2 separate regions of the Mus musculus genome follow, and region 1 is linked to region 2. The links are chromatin loops, found by intact Hi-C in ENCODE. Cell type or tissue: heart. All regions are shown on one strand. Links, peaks and the distances in the headings refer to the core of each region. The heading gives the core; the rest is flanking DNA. Region 1 has its middle 14 kb from the start of A530065N20Rik. Region 2 overlaps A530065N20Rik (RIKEN cDNA A530046M15 gene).

Region 1 (2,811 bases), core at 210-2,709, 54 kb after region 2:
TGTGGGGTTAGTTGGACTCCAGACTGAAAGCCATCACAATAAATTCCCTCAATATAGAGAGAAATATTCTATAAGTTCAGAGAACCCTGACTAATACATTACTGAAAAACAAAAAGGCATATATCCTTTTAAAAGTTTCCTTGGTCATGATGTCCATCACAATAAAAAAGCAATACAGTATATGACTTCCAAACTTTGTAAAGGGACAAAAAATTAGGCTCAACATTTATGGTATCTGCCAATATATGGTATCTTGCTCTGTCTCCCCCTCACCGACCCACCTACACACCCACCCACCCACACCCAAACCCATACACAGAGTTGACCCTTGAGGAAGCCACTTGCTGTGCCATAAAGTCAAGGATTTCTTCAGGGTGACAGGCTTATGAGGCAAGGAACAAAGGGCTTCTGTAACAGTTGTGCAGTAGAGCCATCTTGTCAGCAGAATCTCTAGCCCCATTTGTGCCTTCAGGTGCCTCCAGCCCCAACTGAGACCTGCCACCAACTAAGAATCCTGAGCAGAACTACCTACCTAAGTCTCTCCTCAATTCAGAGCCACAAGAACCATGAGGTGAAAGCTATTTGTGGCTTGAATTGTCCACATTCTGGGCTGTTTTGTTATAAAGCAGTAATGGATGCAGACATTTCTCTACTGCTCCACTCAGTCACAAAACCAACTAGGACAAGGAAATGAAAGTTCTGTTCCACTTTCTCAAGACTTGGAGACATAGCAAGCGCTCTGAGACTTTACGTGTAGTCGCTCTGAGCACACAGAATCATAGAGCACTGCACCTGACTACCTAGCAGCTCACCTTGTTTCCTATGTCCTAAACTAAGGCCAAAAGTGCCTGTTGATTCTTAAATCTACACACAACCTTCTGAAGCCTCCACGTAAGGAACTGGGAAGTCTTCCTCCACCTATCCTGTGGCGTCAAAACATAATTTTTACAATGGGTTGACACCTCTTGACCAAGAACACTGCAGACATGTGTCCCGTTAAGCCACTTTTAATTTGTAGAAAATCTTTCCCAGAGAAGTAAATGACTATGGCCCTTGAACGCCCGTGTGACTCTGATGTCACAGGAGATATTTGGACATCTCCACATTCAAGACTGAGTTTCTCAGCATGGCTTTGGCTCCTCTGAGGCTGACCAAACAACCCAAGGACAAAAACACTTCAGTGAACTGTCCACACTGTAACGAAACTTGCTGTCGCTGGCAAAATCCAACACAGTCCAGTTGCTAAGGTCAAGCAGGCTGGAGAAGTTTCCAGACTTAGCAGGATTTCGGAGACACTGAGGTCATGCTTTCTGGTGCTGCTTTCCCAATGTTTAGACGTTCCTGTGCAGAAGATTAAAAGCGTGGAGACTTTGCCTCTTTAGAGAACTGCAAATAAAATATCCCCAAGAGAAGGTCTCCCTGATGAAGAAACACATGCCTTTCATTTGACTGCCTCTGCAAAGTGCTCTTAAAACAATCCAGGAGAACCCTCCATGGGTTACAGCGTGCTGGCTGCCTATGAGGATAACACACACCATGTTTTCCCCCTTCCCCCTTTTAATCAGGAGCATTGGAGCACGAAAGCCAAGGGGGAGGAGTGGATCTCTCCAGATGGTTTTCCAGAACCACTGAGAGCTCCTTTCAGAAGGAAATGGAACAGTATTTCCCAGCGCAGGACCTTACATTGGTTTGTTTTCTCCCAAATCTCTGTGCATGCTGACATCACTTTCTGCTGAACTCCAAGAGACTATGGGTCTGTTTCACACCAGAAAGGAGACTGCACCTGGGATTCTGTGCTCACGCCAAAATAAAAGTCTGCTTTCTCTCCCTGTTATAGGGGTGGGTGTTGAACTACCTAAGACTAGATCACGCAAAAGGTTAATACACATTTATAAAGGACGTTCACAGAAATAGATTTCTCTTGACTCCTGTCCACTTCTTATCTGTCTTCACTTGACTAAAATAAAAGCCAGTCGATTTCCATGTACCTGTCCACATCACCCAAGCAACTTGAGGCTAGGTTCCAATCAAAGTTGTCTTCTCTCCAGGAAAGCCACCAGCCCTGTGGTGAATTGCTCCCTTGAGTATCTGATGCCAACAGCTACACTCCCCCCTCAAAATCTATCCCTTCAAACCCAGAGCATAGAAGCCTTCCCTCTGAAGGTATGTTCGAGAAGACAGTGCCTCTCTGCACCAATGTTATGCTAGTAGATAATAGTATCAGTTTACTGTCTATTGGAGCTGCCACATTCCAGGCAATGTATGCTATGATTCATCATATTTAGCTCTTTGACAGTCTTGTAGCCTCTCTAAATGAACGGAAAACGAAGCTGAAAGGAGTTATGTAACCTGTCCGTCAAGGCTACAGGGACCTAAATCTGAATAAGATGTAGGCAATAACGAAAGGGCAGACACTAAAATCCCGCCACCACGTGCTAAATTCTCAAGCAGTGCCACATGGATGTTGTGGTGTCCAAGACAAGCGTAATAAGTAGCTTGATGGATAAAGGAAGACTGGGAGGCGGGCTTCACAGAGGCTAGGGTATTTGAGCTTGATCAGTTGGTGAGTACATAGCAAGGTTGACAGAGAGAACCTGGAAGAAAATTTGAGGAAATAGTACGTCATGTCACAGAGGCCCAGAGTGTAACAAAGGTCTGAGCCACCATGGTTTTCTGGAACCAGAGCAGAGAACGTCTAAAAGGCAGAAAGAATGGAGGTCTGAGTCTTGTTGCTTGAGGATAGTCATTGTTGCTGTAATGTAGAGACTCCGGGGCTAGCAGGCAAGGGGAACCAGGTGTCTTTATTAAGCA
Region 2 (2,811 bases), core at 300-2,799:
AATCCCAGTCCTTGCGGGGCATACCACTCAGACCTTCTCTCTGGCCAACCAGCCTGACCTCCTAGTTTTTAGTTGGGTGAGTTCTCAGCTTTGCCTCAATTTAAAAAAGAAAAGTAGGCAAGGTAGCATTTAAAGATGACATTGGATGTGGTTATCTGAGCTCTACATGCATGTATATGCATGTACACACATGTATACATGTGTATACATACATGCACATGCACCCACATGCTCACATACACATGTCCTCTCTCACCTAAGGATGATACTACATGACGTCTGTAATTCTAGACCTCCAAAGGCTAAGACAGGGGTGGGGGTAGGGGAATCATGAATTCATGTGCAGCCGGGGCTTCATAGTGAAACCTTGTCTCAAAAGACAACGAAGAACTAGGGATCTGGCTCTTCAGAGTAAGAGTGCTGCCTGCTCTTCTAGAGGCCACATGGGATTCAATGCTGTCTACTCTCTGCTATGGACTTTTCCACATATGTGGCATATACACACACATACACACACACACACACACACACACACACACACACACACACACACAAAGCAAATAAATCTTTAAAAACAAAAGGGAAAAACTATACATAGCATTAGCAGGAGAGATCTACTTTACATAGCCCTGGTGTTATTTTTTTGGAATGACTGCCTCCTTGGGTAGAAAGGAGGTTATCTGAGGTCTACATTCATGTATATACATGTGCACACATGTATACATGTGTACACATACATGCACATGTACCCACATGCTCACATACACACTGTGCTGTTATTTCACTTCATTCATAAATCTGAATCAAACATCAATGTAACTCAAAGGCACATTCAGTCACAGACACAGGCCACCACATAACTCAATCAGGCAAGCTGGACCAGGCAGGGGAGGAAGGGATACAAAAAAAAAAAAAACCAGTCCCTTTGGTGACCATTTTTTTTTTTTGCCTATTAACCACATATGTTGACTTTGTGTGAGGAACTAGAGAGTCCAATCACCACAAACATGAGGGTTAAAAGACACTTGGCAGCCTTTCACAATGAATTAAATCAAGCAAGCCCGGGCCTGGGGAAGAGTGTAGCTCAATTGGTAGAATGCACCAAGCCCCGGATTTGATCCCCAGTACTGAATAAAAAGGCCACAGAGCACCTGTCTGGAACCTCAGCACTCAAGAGGTAGAGGCAAGAAGATCAGAAGTTCAAGGCCACCCTCGGCTACAGAGCAAGTTTGAGTCCAGCTTGGGCTACATGAGACTTTTTTTTTCCTCAAATTAAACAGAAAGATAAATTCAACTTAGTGAGCATGTACCCAGCTCTCCAGCTTCCTAGACTCTCCTTACAGGTTAGGTAGAGGATGTTTCTGACGTGTAAAAGCTTTTCCCCTTATCCAGCTGTAAAGATAACCAGTGCTCCCTCTAGTTATAATTATGCTGACTCTGAGGCCCAATCACTGGGTCACTTGATCTGAGAGTCAAGGAAATGGTTTGTTGGCCGTAAGACCCAGAGAAGGAAGAGAGCTAGGGCTTCTGCTCTGCTTTCCCAGACCTGAGGCAATGCTGGCTCTCCCAGCTCACTGGAGCCTCCTGGCTTAGCAAGCTGCAAGCTGAACCCTGGAGGCCTTTCCCTCCTTGCCCTCTCCCCATGCTTCCATCCAGGCACAGTGTTTAACTCTCTTGGCTCTCTGGTGCCCACGCAGGGCAGTGACGGTATGTCACTTTTCACTTTGGGGCATGCGTTCCTTATTCCCCAATTACCCCAGTAACCTAAAGAGGGGAGAGAACCCACGAAGAGTGACAGTGACCATCTGGAATGCATAACGCGGCCGGATCTGCAATGGATTACATGGTCTGGAAAGTGGCTGGGCGAATTCCAGGGAGCTCAGATAGACTTCAAAGTCTGACCACACATCAGTGAGACTGCCGATCTGCTCTGATATTTAAAGTGAGTGTACATGAGTGAATTTATTACACTTTTTATCTCCCAGGCTCAGATGGGGAAACAGGATCATAGGCAAGTTTGCCTTTAATTTCACGCTACACTTTCCCCCTAGATTTTAGGGGTATTACCCCCCCCCCACCTCCTTAATGTAGCACTGTTCCTGACTTTTTTCATTTGGGACTGGCACATACCTTCCTTATCTCTACTATGTCAAAAAATGGACTCAAGGCTATGGACAACATAGCTGGGCAGGGTCATCTCGTTGAGAGATGTTTTAAATTGGGGAGGGGGTGTCTCAGTTCCAAAGTACATATAGCTTCATGTAAGTTCACAGTCTCTCTCTCTCTCTCTCTCTCTCTCTCTCTCTCACACACACACACACACACACACACACACACACACACACTCCTGCTCTCTAAGTCAAAGGTGGAGGTCTGAAGGTCTGAGTCCTGCCTGCAGAAACGTCCTTTGGATGATCCACTCTGCAGGTTGACAGCCTGCAGATACCTGCAAGCATCTCCTCAGTTGGACCAACCTGGCTGCTTCCCACATCATGCAAACTTACTATGGCCCACGAAGAGGCTCAGCAAATGTGACCCGATCCCATGGCAACCCTACTATGACACCCCTCTATGACACCCCTCTACCTCCCAGAGCAGTTGCCCCTCTTCTGCCACACTCTGTTGGGTGTCTTTGGGACTAGGAAGAGAGGAAATGTTTTTCATATGCACATGAAGGCTAGAAACGGGCTCCAAAGGTTGGGTCAATGTCATCTCAATAGCCACCAGCGTAAGCTCTCTCTTCACTGTGCCAAATGTACACTTGAACTCCTTTGGGTTTATAGGTTAATGAAGACATTGCAATGTGGCTGA

Evidence for each region. Hi-C counts contacts between places; a loop is a spot of excess contacts. Peaks named below come from ENCODE experiments on the same cell type or tissue, not always from the same donor. Only the 100,000 strongest peaks of a DNase experiment are listed, where the experiment ranks them.
Region 1: a loop joins it to region 2, with 2.3 times the contacts of the local background. A loop is called at or near these places in 5 of 42 quality-filtered maps.

What each region holds. Positions count from the first base shown.
Region 1 is chr13:60,014,715-60,017,525 of GRCm38, reverse strand. No RefSeq gene overlaps it. Among named protein-coding and RNA genes, the nearest start is that of A530065N20Rik, 14 kb to the left of the region's middle. In heart, for the core only: no CTCF peak of the experiment used is centred there; DNase peaks (open chromatin) are centred at 1,465 and 1,565.
Region 2 is chr13:60,068,319-60,071,129 of GRCm38, reverse strand. All of the region lies in intron 1 of A530065N20Rik (RIKEN cDNA A530046M15 gene), which reads right to left. Among named protein-coding and RNA genes, the nearest start is that of Gm35193, 25 kb to the right of the region's middle. In heart, for the core only: no CTCF peak of the experiment used is centred there; a DNase peak (open chromatin) is centred at 1,599.